Regions from separate parts of the Mus musculus genome. Here regions 1 and 2 are each linked to region 3. The links are chromatin loops, found by intact Hi-C in ENCODE. Cell type or tissue: left cerebral cortex. All regions are shown on one strand. Each heading gives the region's core, and the rest is flanking DNA. Links, peaks and the distances in the headings are about the cores only.

The links. A loop is a pair of places that touch in the nucleus more often than their neighbours do. Peaks named below come from ENCODE experiments on the same cell type or tissue, not always from the same donor. Only the 100,000 strongest peaks of a DNase experiment are listed, where the experiment ranks them.
Region 1: a loop joins it to region 3, with 2.0 times the contacts of the local background. A loop is called at or near these places in 2 of 42 quality-filtered maps.
Region 2: it touches region 3 in a loop (3-fold over the local background); 3 of 42 quality-filtered maps call a loop at or near these places.

What each region holds. Positions count from the first base shown.
Region 1 is chr1:66,277,158-66,282,552 of GRCm38, reverse strand. It overlaps a transcript of Map2 not described here. Among named protein-coding and RNA genes, the nearest start is that of Gm24729, 26 kb to the left of the region's middle. In left cerebral cortex, for the core only: a CTCF peak has its summit at 2,196 (motif pointing right); DNase peaks (open chromatin) are centred at 2,771, 4,164, 4,264, 4,595 and 2 more places; H3K27ac peaks cover 1,945 bases.
Region 2 is chr1:66,384,184-66,389,578 of GRCm38, reverse strand. All of the region lies in intron 4 of Map2 (microtubule-associated protein 2), which reads right to left. Among named protein-coding and RNA genes, the nearest start is that of Map2, 65 kb to the right of the region's middle. In left cerebral cortex, for the core only: no CTCF peak of the experiment used is centred there; DNase peaks (open chromatin) are centred at 743 and 2,647; H3K4me3 peaks cover 1,657 bases; H3K27ac peaks cover 2,980 bases.
Region 3 is chr1:66,175,087-66,180,481 of GRCm38, reverse strand. It overlaps a transcript of Map2 not described here. Among named protein-coding and RNA genes, the nearest start is that of Gm51629, 53 kb to the left of the region's middle. In left cerebral cortex, for the core only: a CTCF peak has its summit at 2,842; DNase peaks (open chromatin) are centred at 1,606, 2,803, 3,652 and 4,270; H3K4me3 peaks cover 2,732 bases; H3K27ac peaks cover 1,686 bases.

The sequences.
Region 1 (5,395 bases), core at 283-5,282, 100 kb before region 3:
AGAAGGAGTACCCTCTCAGAGGCGAGGGGGAGGAGGAATGGGAAGAGGAACTGTGGGAGGGAGGACCGGGAAGGGGTCCATGACCAGAATGTAAATAAATAAAATAATTAAATTTTTTAAAAAATGTAGAATACTATGTGAAGCTTGTATTGGCTTCAGTTAATATTATTTTAGAGGCTTTGTGGTTAGGTACCATTCTCCCTAATTGAAAAAAAAAAACTGAAATACTGAAGAATACTATAATTTTTGTTTCTGTAGAATTATGGAGTGTTTGTTCTCTTTTATCACTAATAGATACTTGTTATTATAATAACAATATAGTTATAGTAAAATAACAAGTAGTGGGTCACCTACTATGGTTTCTGGGCTTGAGGTTACATATACATCATCTATGGATTTAGGAGAAGAGATCTGAAAGTAAAAAAGAGAGAGAAGGGAAGAAGAAAAAAAGAGAAGATAAAGGAAGAGAAGGCAAGGGAAAAAGAAAGGACAGTTATTCAAAATAACTAGTTATAAGAAATGCATCCTATTCTTTTGGAAATGGTGTCTTCTGAATTTGGGGAGACTATGCTATTATGTCCATCATGTCATCAATTCAGTAGTACGTTACTGTTACTTGACTTAGTGAACCTCACAAAGTAAGTCTGTAGAGTTTGCTTGAAAAAACAAATTTAGAGAAATTGCAAAGTGAAAAATCAAGTGTGGTAGTCAATCCTGCCCTACTCCTGACTCTCCTATTTCAGCATCTGTACCACATGGAGAATCTTAAGCAACTATGTCACAGGGCTGCAGCCACATACTTCTGAATCAGTAGACCTGAGTAAGGCTCAGAACTTGCTTTTCCAATCTTTTAGATGATGTTGCTGGTGGTGATGGAGGGAACACAGTGGGAAAAATCACTGTAGTACATCAAGGAAGAACAAAAGGATGCTAAAATCAGAATACAGCTTTCACCCCTATGACAACATGGCCACACATGGTGTAGTATTAGGCATCAAGAAAGCTCTGGAAGCATAAATTTCTTCATCCACCTCCCTTGCCCTTATTGTCATGAAGGAAAGTAACACAAGAAAGAAAACGTGTGAGAATTAAAAAAGAGAAAAGAAGAGGCTAAGTTCATGTGTGTTCAAGAAGGAAGATTAACACAAAGGACACAGCCAATCAGTGAATGAGCTTAGTAACTGAATTTATTCATTGAATTAATATTCATTAGCACTGTGCTGGATAGTTTTATGTCACCTTGACAGAAGCTAATGTCATCTAAGAGGAGGGACCCTCAAGTAAGAAAATACTTCCAAAGGATCAGGGTTGGGGGAAGCCTGTGGCGCATTTTCTTAAGTAGAGGTATGTATAAAAGAATCCAGCCCATTATGGGTAGCGTCATCCCTGGACTAGTGGTCCTGGGCCCTCTAAGAAAGCAGGCTGAGGATGCTATGAGCAGCCGTCCAGTAAGCAGCACTCTTTCATGGCCTCTGCATCAGCTCCTGCTTTCAGTCAGGTACTGGACCTGTTTGATTTCCAGCCTTGACTTCTTTCAGTGACAGATTGTCTCCTGAAAATGCCAACTGAGAGAAACCTTTCCTCCCAAGTTGCCTTGGTCAGAGTGTTTCATCACAGCAATAGAAACCCTGACTAAGAGAGTACTTAGCATGTGTCATAAGCTGAGCTAGGTGTTAGTGACTCACTAGGGATCAAAGAAGAACATTTCTGATATCATGAGTGTGCTAGGTAAATGAATCAAAAATAATTACACAAAAAAACCAAAGCAAGTACATCAATAATGCATAGTTTCTCCGAGGGAAAACATTGGCTCTAACAGGTAGAGGACGAAGGGTTCTTTGTTTATACAGGAGGGAGGCTGGCTGCCAGGTATCAGATGTAAGAGTTGCCATGACTAAGCAACTAAGCAGAGACTAATCCTACTTCCAATGTTAGCAACTTCTTATCTCCTACAGCAGAGCTAGTAGAAAGGACTGCTGATGGATGAGTGGAATTCATGGGAAACAGATGCTACAGCCATGTATCTGAAGGCTCCTTGTGAGGTGGATCCGAGAGAGAGAATAGGAAGCATGCATTGGCTTGGCAGGCCATTGGCTTTAGTCAACCACATCTTTACCATCTATGCAGTTCAGGGCAGGCTGAGGATGGAGCACATTGTGTTTCCCAGATCTGAAGAGAAGCTCTTCTACCACACCACTCACCACCAGAGGGAGGGTTGCTGTTTGATTTTAGTGAACATTACATTTTTTACTGTAGCGACAACTCCGTCTTTCACTTCCAGGATAATAGAGAACAGAACTGTAAGGATCTGGCACAAACAAGTTACATGGCAAATCCAATGCATTCGAAGGCTTTGGGTTTTTTGGTTTTTTTGTTTGTTTGTTTTTTGTTTTCAATATACAGTGGACAAAGTGAAGGTAGGAAAGAATAACTTGCTCCCAGAGAGAATCTGTTTGTTTTTTAAACCCTTATATCCTGTAAGGGAAATGTACATTATCTAAGTGCATAGCAACTTATACACCAAAAAAAAGAAAAAAGAAAAAGAAAAAAGGAAAAGAAAAAGAAAAAGAAAAACCAACCAACAATCAAAGGCCTGGAAAAAACCCTCAGCTGCACTCCCATACCTGCTGTGTGTTCAGATGTGGACTCTGTGAGTGAGAGTTCCCAGTTGCTTCTGAATTTGCACGTGCTTGCTTAGTGAAATCTGCTATGTATGCTCCCATTTCATCTTTCAGTTTCTGCATTTTCAGGAGATCACTTCCCAGACACCCAGTTTCCTCTTTTAAACCACAGCTGCACAAGGCTAACTGTTCTCCCCCAAAGCACAGACTCAGGAGAAAACTCTTCGGGCATCCCTAATCTACTGTTGGTGAAAAAGATTTTCAGGATTACCAAGCTGGTTTTTAAAGCCTAAGGTATGTTAGATGATATAAAAATGTCTCTCCTCAGTATGGATTTTTAAGCTTTGAAAACATTCGACTCGTGGCATGCCATAAGAATCCCATTTTGACAAAATGAAAAACAAAAAACTATCTATCTAGAAAAAATATAACTGAATGCATTGGTGGAAAGTAAATGCAAAAATAGAACTGGCTGAAATCCAGTAGCCACAAGAAAAGAAATACTGCAGGAAATGGAACTAATTGGTTCCTCTACCAAGGTTTTTGTCTCCCCACAGACTTTTGTAATGGAAAGAAATGAAAAAGAAACCTCAAAGTAATGCAGAAACTGAAAGCTTGAACAAAGTTATCTATACAGTCTTGTGCATACAGAATTTCATATGAATACATTTTGGGAAAGAAAAAATACAATTTGTATCTGATGAAATTTCTCTTTTTAAATAGTTTTACTAATTTTTGGGAATATATATGTATATATAAATAATCATATTTATTATTTTCTCTCAAAACTTTCCACATTCCCCCCATTCTCAACCAACCCAACTTTGTGTCCATTTATTTCTCTCATTGAAGCAAATTTGTACCACTCCTCACATCTTGGATGCATGGCTTTCCCACACATAAGCATGGTTGACCACCAGAGGCAACATTCTTAGAAAAAATGGTCCCTCATTGTCTCAGCATCTGACAATTGCTAATAGATATTTGGCTAAGGGTGTCTTCCCATAGGCTAGTAACACTTTAGCTAGCTGGGATAAAAGTATTGGGAATTGAGTCTATGTGATTATGCCATGACAACTTTACCAAAGATAACACTATCTTTTCCCCCAAAATATCAAATTTTCAGACTATTAATATAGTAATTAATACTATATAAAACTGAAAAGCAGTATTTGAACCCAAGTCAATAGGTCCATACTGTTTATATGTGCACCCTGTGAATTATATTACTTAATTTTTAAAAATTCTCACCTTGACTACCTTCTTACTGTTTTCAGATAAAACATACTATCTTATTTATGAAAAAGATTATGGCTGCTTATGCCTGTAGAAAATTCATGTTCCTAAAATCTTATATAAATTTTATTAAAATTAATTAATAGAGATAAATTAGAACTTCAGAAGTGAGGCCCTTTATGAATCACTGAACATCTGAAATGCCTCCTCAAGGTTTCCATGGCAACCTTTCTAGACTACAAAAATAACCTGTGAAACAACATTGACACATACCACAATGCATAGCTTTTGATGCATAAATGGCTTCCTGTATTAAAAAGGTGAACCCAAGGTAAATTTTAAATATTTAGTAAAGGTAGAATCGAAGTAGACCAGGCACGACGAGGCAAGCAGTGGGCCTTTGCATTTGTAAGGAAGGAAGGAGTTGGAGGCTCAGTCTGGAGAGACTCATTTCTGTGAGCACCCTTTTTATGTACAACCATAGTTAGTCATAGCTTGTCCAAATAGAATTTTTATAAGTTACGCTTGATATATAAACAACAGTAAGCATCTCACACCAAGACTGTAGAAGAAAAATCTGGAAATCTAGGACATCCAGACCACCTGGCAAGGGAAAAATAAATGTATAAAATGCCAAAAGGTAATATGAAGGTCTGAAGATTTTTCTCATGCCCTATCAAGGGATTTCTTCTCATGTATCATGATCCTTAAAGGTATAGATTACAGTTTGACTGCTGAACCTGACAGGGCCATCAGTGTGTATGAAGCTCCCCATGTTGGCCAGAGGCCAGGTAAGTATACTTGCCATCTATGTATTCCAGCCTCCACCATTCATTAGAGCAGGCAGCAGTGTTTCAGAGGGTGGCTAGAAAGGAATAAGTGGAATGAGAGAGAGGCACTAAAGGCACTGGAGTGCCATGTACCACCCCAAAGCAGCCACATCAAGAGTTACAGCGAGCTCCAGACAGCCGGCCACCTTCCTGGTGAGAGCACGGGGTCTGCCTGGCCTGAGAGGTTTATGGCACAGGCGCCGGCGGGAGCCTTCTTGGCTCCGGGACTCCGCGGAGGGCAGGCTGCACGGGTGACCGTGTGGAATACAGAGTGCCAGCTGTTTCCGGGACGGGCGAGAGAGTCGCAGAGCTTCTGGGCGGCGCCATCTTCAGCTCCAGACAGCCGGCCACCTTCCTGGTGAGAGCACGGGGGTCTGCCTGGCCTGAGAGGTTTGTGGCACAGGCGCCGGCGGGAGCCTTCTTGGCTCCGGGACTCCGCGGAGGGCAGGCTGCACGGGTGACCGTGTGGAATACAGAGTGCCAGCTGTTTCTGGGACGGGCGAGAGAGTCGCAGAGCTTCTGGGCGGCGCCATCTTCAGCTCCAGACAGCCGGCCACCTTCCTGGTGAGAGCACGGGGGTCTGCCTGGCCTGAGAGGTTTGTGGCACAGGCGCCGGCGGGAGCCTTCTTGGCTCCGGGACTCCGCGGAGGGCAGGCTGCACGGGTGACCGTGTGGAATACAGAGTGCCAGCCGTTTCTGGGACGGGCG
Region 2 (5,395 bases), core at 283-5,282, 210 kb before region 3:
TAAGTAACACCAGTAGAAGGATGCTCTTAGCAACACAGAAGCACAGTCCCTGCAGGTGTTCAGGCAAGCTTTACAGAGAAGGAGATCACAGCAGCTCTCTGCCCTGGCTGGTAGACTCCCAAGACCCTTCTCAAAGGTTTCCCCATTGTGTCTTATAACACTGCTCTAGAATAAAACCCTCACAGTTTGGCTGGATACAATGCAACAGTGATACCAAAAGAAGGTTTTCAGTCTAGTCAGAAGACTGAGGCTGGAGGAACCCATGAGGGAAGGAGGTCCTCTTTTGCCAATACAGTCGGGATCTGTACTTCAAATTTAGACTCAAATCTAATGTTCAGGCTGCTCTACTATAAATGTATTCCCTTATCCAAGTACAATGTTTTGTGAAAATTTGAGGTTTTTTGCAACAAATTTTAAAAACAGACATGTTACTTTCATATTTGTATAACAGACAAATTATTTTCATACTTTCATATTATGGTAAAACACCTAGCATTTGTATAGCTGTTAGAAGCTGAGGGAGAACCCAACACACATGCTTTTGTCTTCTCTCTCTCTCTCTCTCTCTCTCTCTCTCTCTCTCTCTCTCTCTCTCTCTCTCTCTCTCTCTCTCTCTCTCCTCCGCATCTTAGCTAGGTAAGAATTGTATTTTTTATGAGTGTAGCTGAACAGTGTGACTCATTTGCCGAGAGCTGCTGCATGGTGAGCGGGTAGCATGTGGCTCAGCTTGTCCCCCAGGATTCACACTGCCTGGTCAGATAAGGCTGGAAGCACCAGGGTTTGTCAGGCAACAACACCAGTTGTTCTATTCATCTGTTCTTGATGCGAATTTCCATATTCCCCCGAGTGCAGGTGCAAATGCTCTCTGTAACATGCTAAGGAGCAATGAAGCATGAAGATACAGGGAGGAAGGGAGAAAGGCTCTCCACGCCAAAGCAGAATTTCAGTGTATCTAAGGAGCTTGTGGAAGAAGGTCGGGGGAGGTGTTTACTGCCTAGTATCGCCAAGCTACTCAGGAATTGCAACAAAGGCAAACTCAAAGCCCAAGCACTCGCCATTCAGTGCCAAATACTTTTCTGATATAAACTAGCAATATTGTCAACTAGTCTATATGTTTATAGATGCATAGATATGTAAACATATTACTATACAATTCAAATGTTACGTTATTGTTTGATTACACATATATTCTCAAGATACCTGAAAATTATTGTTAAACTAAAACCACATTTCTCTTTCTCTCTCTCCCCTTCCCTCCCTCCCTCCCAACCTCTGTCCCTCCCTCCCCCTTCCATTCTTTCTTCTTTTTTGTTTTGTAAGGAAAGAATATATAGAAGTAGAAATAGAGTGAACATCAAAAATTCCTTGATAATATTAATCAAGCCAAGGATTTGCCAAAAAGTAGAACTAAATCTCAAAACAGTAACTTCCATTGCTGATTATTTTCTCATAATCCATTTTAAATAAAAATATTTTATAAACTGGTGAGAATTTTTCTCTAAATGGAGATTGTTTCTAACCCTCAGAAATTGGAAAGCAACGAAATAAATCATCATGAGAAAATAAAACAGCAAATTAGAAATGAGAAAAAAAGTCAGGATATTAGAAAATATAGGAGAAAGTTTGAAAATCATAAAATATAATTAAATTATATCTACATTTAATTACACACACACACAGACACACAGACACAGACACACACACACCAAATTGGCACAAATTGTTTTTAGCACAATAGACTTGGTAATAACTCAAATCCAGTAAAATGTTTTTTTAAGTGTCAATTAGCCAAAGGGACTGATGAAATACTTTTTAAAATATCAATTCTGATGTGGTTCTGTTATTTAATAGAAACCAAGACAAACGAGATGGTCCCACTAGATTCAAGAACACAACAAGAACAACTGTGTGCCAATAAATCAACATTTTAAAGCATCACATTATGTCTTATGAGACAGAACTTTGCTGATGTCAATTCAAAAGTTTGTAGGCATTTAAAATTCCGAAACGATCCTACAATATATTGAGTCATTGGGTTTAATAGGAACAGTCTCAAGAAACCATTTTTTCCCCGATATTTTGATTCAGAATTACTGGTTTAAGACAATGTCACCCTGCTGTGACTTTGACTGAGAAGCAAACATGATCAACGAAGCATCACATGACTCTATATTTAGATGAAAAACTTTACTTGGTGTTCATTGCTTCCTCTATTGTGTAAAGCATAGACCCTTCTAGCTGGGGTATATATAAGCCCATACCTTCCTAGGAGCAAGAGACATCATTCTGTATGGCACTGTCCATGAAAGCTGGCCCTGATAGGCTCAGATCCAGTAGGCATCAATACAACAAGCTGTACAGTATGACAGAAGTGCACACCCACACCCGCTTCATCTGGTAGAAACCATGCAGGCAGGACAAAGCAATCACCACAGATACAAACCTTATAGAAGTGCCTTAATTAGAAAAAATCTACATCTCTCTCATTCCTTCTAGCCCAGATGCCTAACCTTCATGAGGAAAGTCTTGAAAAGATTCCCATTTTCTGGTCTCATCCACCGGTGCTGCCAGGCCGGACGGTTTGCAGCAAGCCTGTGTGTTTTCCTGCAGATCCACCCTTGAATGCTAAGTAACTGCTCTGCACACGCCTCTCTCTGCGGAGCTCAGGGAAATGGCAGCCAGAGCAATGAGTGGTTGGCATGGCAACAACAAGAAGAAAATCTGCAACCTCTTGTATTGTTAGGCCTGCTTGTTTATTTGCCTCAGGGGCCTATGCGGATAGCTTTAGTCATTTTGCTGGAGAAATGGCGCCGAGCTATTTTGCTGTGCGTACATTAATGTAGCGTATACAGTAGGTTGTATTTTAAAGGGGATCTCAATTGAGAATTGAAGGAAGAATAAGAATAAGAGGGTAGCAAAAGGCAGGTTTCAGTTTCCTAAGGTTGAAAAGGAAGAACAGAAAGGTTAGAGCTCTTGGCTGTTTGCATTTGAGCGATGCCAACCTCTGCGCCTATTATGTGTTTTCCAGCTTCAATATACGGTCTATGCAACAATAATTTTATGGGTCTGGGCCTGTCTGTTATGGGGCTGCTTGAATTATGGGGATGTTAAAAAGGAGAGAAAGCTATATCACCTCCTGGGTAGGGGGTAGACCTGGAAAATACAACTGAAAATATAGATGTTCCAGGGGAAAAAAAAAAGGGATTGTCGAGAATGGTTGGGAGTCAGGTAAAGAAATGTCCTTCCTTTTTATTTTATTTTATTTTATTTTATTTCTATTTTTTTATTTACCCCAAGTGATATGCAAAAAAGAGCCACTTCATCTGGGGACTTGTTTTCTCCTATTAGTGTTCAAATCCCATACCCAAGAACAACTTAAGTCACTCATGTCTGCTCTTAAAAACTTGCATACCTTGACAACTATAAATATCTTTTTCTTTTCGGCTGCCCTTCAGTCTCCACTTTGGAGGAAACTGAGACTCACGCTATGATTTCATGCCATGCTCTAGGAGTGTGAATATAAGTTCTACAACAGAAATGTGCACTTTGCCTGCCATAGATGGCAGCTGCAGAGGGGCAAGAGAGGAGCTCTCTTCTAAAAAGTAAGGAGCTTGGACCCTGTAGTACATGGTCTCAGGTGATGACTACACCCAAGAAAGATGGAAAGCTAGTCTTCTAGATGGACAAAGGTCGATATTACAAGATTAATTCTTTCAGGTAACAAACAAACAAAAACAAAACAAAACAATAAAACCTCTAATCTAAAGGAATCTTGAAAGACTTGTCAGTGGGCAGCCTGCTTAGAATGTAAATGAATGATAAATTATACACAAAAATTACATCTCTTCTTGGAGAAAAGACAATTCAGAATGAAACCAAGTTGCAAGGGGTTCCAATTGTCCTTCTGTGTCCTGTGTTGGAAGGTAGGGAGAGGTGGAGGGAAGGTTTCAGGATCTCTGTAATATCATAATCTATTGTTCGAGTCCTTATGTAAAATCTCATAACATTTGCATAAGGCCTCTGCAATCTGCACATATGTCTTAAGCCATCTCTAGACTGCTTATATTATGGATATGGTGTACAAATTCCATGTTAATAATTGATATACTGCATTAAGTAAGAAACAGTGACTGGCAGGAAAGCACTATTATTCTGTCCAAACACAATTTCTTTCAGATTTGTTTAATTCACAGTTGTCTTTAGTAGTGGGTGAGCAGATAAGGAGAACAGACTCCAGTTTTGCAAGCATCCCTTGAGGAACAGAGAGGCATCAGAGACTTTTCTATCTCTAGAGAAAGAATGGTGTTCAACAAATGTGAGGAATACAGAATTAACACATCCTTTGCAGATCTGGCTTTTACCATTGGCATTTACATTATATTAAGGTGATTTCATAACTGTACTCAGCAAGGATGAGACTCAATGCCATCGACAACAGGACATCAAAAGACGTGACAACCAGTGACTTTGCCAAGTCACGAGCACACCGAGTATGGAAACTGTCTCCACATCCTTAAAATGCCACTTGAAAGGTAACTTTAAACATTTCCGCTTCCTATAATGATGTTCTGATCAAAGTGTTTTACATTTTTAGATACAAAGATTTATTGGTTTTTATAGATACAATCAAGCCTTCTGCCCTTTTCCAAGTAACCTCATGCTAACTTAATATGAATTCTAATGACTTTGATCCTAGCTTCTGGATCAGAAACTTATAGATGAGGTGCCTAATTGTCACTCTGTAAATTCTGTGGGGGCCAAAACATATTTCTCTTGCTTTGTTTAATAAAGTGCAAAGGAAAAGAACAGATTATTCCAAGCTAATATTCTTCTAAATTATGCTTTGGATAACAATTTTAAAACGAAAAAAAAAAGCCTAACTGTTGATTTAGTGGCTTGCTTCTGAATAGTTTCACATGTATTTACATCCTTCCATGGCATAGCTTTAAAAATGGCACTTTAGTACAAGGAAAAAAAGCCCACCCACCTTTCTGTGGGCTTGCCTTTACATTGTGTGGCAGGAGATCACAGCTAACAAATATAAGGACTAAGATTGAAATACTATTGCCTTCTAACATATCCTGCTCCCCAATCCTGGTCTCAGTGCACAAGGACAAAATCAAGTTGACTGTAGATGTGCACCTTCCAAAAGTCTCAACGATCATAAATGAAAATGAACGTCCAAAGGGTAAGAGATAGAGATGGTAGGACACCAGGCCAAAGGAGGCCCAGTCTTGGGAAGATATGATGGTCCCATCCTTGACCATGTAAACCTGTTTATGGAGATGGATTACAAATGAGCTCAGGGAAAATAACTTCTGGAAACAAAGAGACAACCATAGCCAAGAGGAAAGTAGAAGAGATATTCTGAGTTAACTAGGAGTTTTGTGGCCAC
Region 3 (5,395 bases), core at 181-5,180:
ATCTATGGTAAAACCAAACACTGACAGATGTGTGTGTCTATATATGTGTGTGTGTGTGTGTGTGTGTGTGTGTGTGTGTGTGTGTGTGTGTAAAATGACTTCTAATGATATTTTGCTATACTCATAGATCAGTGCCTTATCCAGTCATCATCAAAGGGGCTTCCTACTGCAGTAAATGAGACTAGATGGAGAGACCCACAGCCAGACATTAAACTTCGGGGTGGGGGTGGGTGGTGGGTGGTGGAGAGGGAGAGAGAGAGACTGAATATGAGGTTTCCATCAAATTCCTACCCTAGGAGCTCATGGAATTCTAAGGAAGAAGAGGAAGAAAGAGTATAAGAGCCAGAGGGGATGGCAGACACAAGGATCATGAGGCCCTCTGAATCAACTAAACAAGGCTCCTATGAACACACAGAGAACAAAGCAGCTATCACAGGGCCTATACAGCTCTGCCCCAGGTCCTCTGTATACACATTATAGCTATTAGCTTAGTATCTTTATGGGACTCCTGACTGTGCAACTAAGTGGTCTCTGATCCTTGAGCCTGCTCTTGGGACTCTTCTCTTTCTGTTGGGTTGCCATGGCCAACTCTGATATGATAGTTTGGCTTTATCATATTATATTTTAATTTTTCATGTTTATTTGTTATCTCTTAGAAGTCTGTTCTTTTTCAACGAGGGGGGAAAAAACGGGGAGGACACAGAGTGGAGGGAAGATTGGAAGTAGGAGAGGGAGGGCAAACTATAATTAGGATATATTTTCAATAAAAGAAAAATGTGAAGAATAACAAATGAGTTTAGCTAGGTATCACAGAACACTCCTGTGATCCAGCTTTGAAAGACCCTGAGGAAGGAGAATAGACCTCAAAGTAAGTCTGAGCTCCCGTTGGGAATTTCAAGCCATTTATGCTACGTCAGGATACATGGAGACACACTGTCTCAAAGTAAATAAACTAAAGGTTAGGTTTCCCTGAAAATCTTAAGAGTCTCAAAAATCAGACAGACAATAGATAGGCAGGTAGGTAGGTAGGTAGGTAGATAGATAGATAGATAGATAGATAGATAGATAGATAGATAGATAGATAGATAGATAGAAATGTGTCCCTTATGTTACTTACATGTTGTAACAACAACAAAAAATGTTTTTAAAACCTCCCCTGTGTACAATATAAACTTAACAACAGACTGAAAGAGAGTCTGTTCTTTCTTCTGTTCCAATTGCCAAACAACTCCCCTAAAACATGTAAATAAAATATATCACAGCTGAACATGTTAGCACAAATAGGAAAGTTCATCTCTTGGAGAGGAATGATCAAAGTTCAAAGTTCAAAGGTTAGACTCAAAATGTTTCCCATAAAGTCAACTGATTGTGCTCACATTGTTTTAAACTTTTTAATTCAGCACAGACCTGCTTTCAATAAGTATCCCATAAAGTACCCACAGCCTTCAGCTCAATGTAATGATGTGGGAGGAGAGGGGACACAGCATTGCACTGAGGTAAAAAGCAAAACAGATTTCTTCCACCTCCACCCACGTCCACAAGATCTCATCTGCACCCTTACAGGGACAAACACTTGGTGCCTGAGAATTCCTTGTCTCCCTCTTCCCCTCTAAGCTACCACCCACCAGACTTTCCCACAGACCCTCTCCTTTGGTTTCAGCCCTTTATAGATCCCATCTTCCTTAGTAGTCCCATATTTGCTTTTGGTGCTTGCAAGAGCTCATCATTCTCTGAGAATATCGGAAATTGATAAGAACTAATATAACTCAGATAGTGACATAAGAGTGCCAGAGCGTAGTAACATCTGTAACTCATGGGGATCCGACACAAGAGTCAACAAATGTTCCAAAATGCCTCCTTAAATGAGTGACTTACCTAAGTCCTAGCATTAAGGGTTAATACTGATTGGAGAGTGTTTTATCTCTGGTTATTTTAATCAGTTGAGCATTGACAAGTATTTAACAGTAAGAGTCACCCTAAGCTCCTCCCTCCCACCCACTTAGAAGTCAGTTTCCTACGCTCTGCCTCACAGGGACAGTAGTGAATCACAGGGTTGGGGGGGGGGGGTTATATCTGATGTCATTTCTACATCTAAGCAAATGTAATACCTACCGATTTTAAATGCCAAAGTGCAACAGTGTAATCTGTTCTGCCATCTGACAGCCAGTAAAATTCAACAAATATATGTGTGTCCTAAGGAAATATTTAAAAACCTACCAAACAAGCAATTGTTTTCCTTTCTTCAGTCTGACATTTAGAAAATGTATAAAGTGGTTTAAAACAGGGGATGCAGGGGGAGGGGGTTGAAATTGTTCCTTCAGACCTAGAACATTCTGTGCCAAGTCTCATGTCTGGCTGTGTGTTTCTGGCCAAATCCAAGACCCCTGAAAAGAAATAAAGAGAAAACTCTGCCTTTAACCTTAGCAGAGCAGTGTTGGCAGAGGCCACTGTGGGAAGAGTGGGGCTGCTGGCCTGAGATGGGCGGGCGTGCTGCTGGAGTTCGGTTTCCATTGAGAGGATGTCGGCTCCCTCAATGAGACTGCATCACCTACTGGCATGAGGTCATGGCTGTGCCAGTTTCACTGGGTCAGGCTCCCTCAGCACATTCTTTCTCCCTCCTCCCTGAGAAGGTGCTGTAAACAAGTGAGAGACAGAGAGACAGAGAGAGAGAGAGAGAGAGAGAGAGAGAGAGAGAGAGAGAGAGAGAGAGAGAGAGAGAGAGAGAGAGAGAGCAAGCATGCTGCTATAGAGTGAGCACATCCTAAATTCAAAATGCTTGCACACTGCACACTCTGGCTCCACCTGTGGTAGTCTAGACAAAAGTAGGGGCAGGAAACAGGACAAGAACAGCCAGCAAGAAAGGGCTTGCTTGGTTAGAGGGGAGGGGAGGAGTTAAGACAGGAGAGAAACAAAGAATATACAAATTAATATCACTAAAATATTAAGGTTTTTTTTTAAAAAGGGGGAACTAAATTTATAATCTGCCATGATGTCTTGTTGTAGCTCAAACAATTTCCCACCTACAAGGTTAAAAAAACTTTGGAAATTAAATAAAGGTTCCAGCCAACTGAGAAATATGAAAGAATAAAATTAAACAACCCACAGATAAACAGCTTGTATCAAGTAAGAAATCAGTGGTCTGATAACACCAAAATCATGAATGCAGATCTTAAGCTGAAAGAATGAGACAAAAACTTCAAGGTAATTAATGTTACGACATATATATACACAGACATGGGCACAAGTACAATGCTTTCCTAATGAAAGAAAAACAGGACTTTCACCTCATCTCGACGAGGGAGGTCCTGTGTGCACGGGGGGGGGGGGGAGATGACTAGAAATGATTTGCAAATCCATAAGGTTTTCTACTAAAAATAAGACACTAGGTTCCGCTGAAGGAATGCTCTTGTCACCTAGGCTGTAATCTTCTTTGTGGACATAAAATCAAAAGCATTTTAAAGGGCTTTTGTTTGTTCCATCTATTTTGACTGCCAAAAATATCATACCGGCCCACAGTAAAATGACAGAGTGACAGTGTTCTGCTTTTACATGGGGCTGGTACCTGCTGCTCACACATAGGGACCTTTTGCATAATGTGGCTCACATAAAAGGCTTTGTTCTCCATTGCCTCACTGTGGCTATGTGCCTCCACTTCGGTTTCCAGTCATTTCCTCCCACAGATCATTTAAACAAAATTCTGTCTTATTTTTAATATTTAAGCTAGCTCCTTACTAATATTCATTTAATTTTTCTGTGCCACATGTGGAACTCTGTCTGCACCACCCAAGGATAGTTTTGTTGACCTTATTTCTTGCTGTTTTTCGACATACATTTCATTTATAGCATATCCTCTAGCCCCAGAAAACAAATCTTAAAAGACGTGCCTTTTAGCTGTCCACTCCATTTTGTAGTATGTTTGTTTGTAGGGCTTGTGTGCGTGTGTGTCTGCATCTTGACAAAAGCTTCACACCCAGTTTCAAAAGGTGTCCTGGATGCTTTACACTCAGAGCTTATAACAGAGGGCAACCAGTTATCATCACAAGTCAGCTTGCTACTAACCAAACCTTTTTGACGGTGCCAGAAGAAAAAACACCAATTTTAAGCTTTCAAGAATGGTGCTTTCTGACTCTAGTGCTCACTCTCCCCTCCCCCTCCTTACACACCAAACACACACCTCCCCACTAGGGCTCCTAGGCACGCTCTGCCTTTAGATTTCCACCCTAGAACAAAGGCGAGGATAGGGAAGGCAGTCATTCGTTCAGTCCCCCACCCCCAAAGAAAGGCTTTAGAACTGAGAAGTGAATTGAAGAGCAGATGCAGCTGGGTTCCCACCCCTCTCATTTGGGAAGAAAGGACTGCATAGAAACCCAAGCTCTGTCAGGCTTGTACCTTGGAGCCCCGCCCTCTACAACCAAAGAACAGTTTTTCATTTTCCCCAAATTACCAATGTATGCCAGTTCTCCTCTTCCTGTTGTCTCTGGAGAAATAATTTGAAATTTGAAATTGGCTTGGCTCCCCTCACCTCTTTCCTCACTGTGCAGAGCTCTGTGTCTGTGAGCACACAGAGACAGGCACACATAACAAATTAATAAAATAAAAATAAATCCTCTATCTTTAATTCTCTTCCCTAGGGTCTCTGTATAATTTCTTACCCTTCTTTCTATAGCTCGGGCAATATTAACTCTCAAAACATACACCCTAGCCTGAACCGAAGTTTCCAGTGGTTTTTTAAGTGGTACCTAACAAGGTCACTGGCTCATCTTCAAATCTAGAGCTTAAGTACCTAGCCGGGTCTCTTGCCCTGGTGTGACATCTGGAGAGGTCAGGCCTGGACAGCGCCAACCTGCGCGGACTCCCTCCCGTGGCACAGGGGACCGGTCCAGCAGAGACCAGCCAGTCCGGTTCCTGCTCTCCTGGCTGGCGGCTCCTCTCTGGCAGAGGCACGGGAGGAAGGACCAGGCTGAGCTAGGCGGGACGATGTCTTACCTGGGCGCGGAAAGAGGACGCACCCGCGGTCACAGCTTACTCGCAGAGCTAGAGCTTCTCCGTGGGAGGAGCCGGGGAGACCCGGCGACCGAAGAAACGAGGGAAAGAAGGACAGGAAAGAGAAAGAGGCCGTAGGGAAGCGGAGGTAGAGAGGATGCTGCTGCCGCCGCCGCCTCCACCGCCGAGAGCCCGCGCAGCCCGAGCGCCGCCCCGTGCGCGCCCCAGCCAGGCTCCGCGGCTGCCCCGCCCCGGCTGTTCCCGCCCCGTGCGCGCCCCAGCCTGGCTCCGCCACGGTCCGCGCTAAGCTGCCACCGTCGCAGTGTAGGGGAGGGGGAGCGCCGGGCCCCGCCTCCTGCCGCAGCCAGCAGCCCGCCCCGCGGGGACAGCCAGCCTTGGAGCCCCAGAGAGC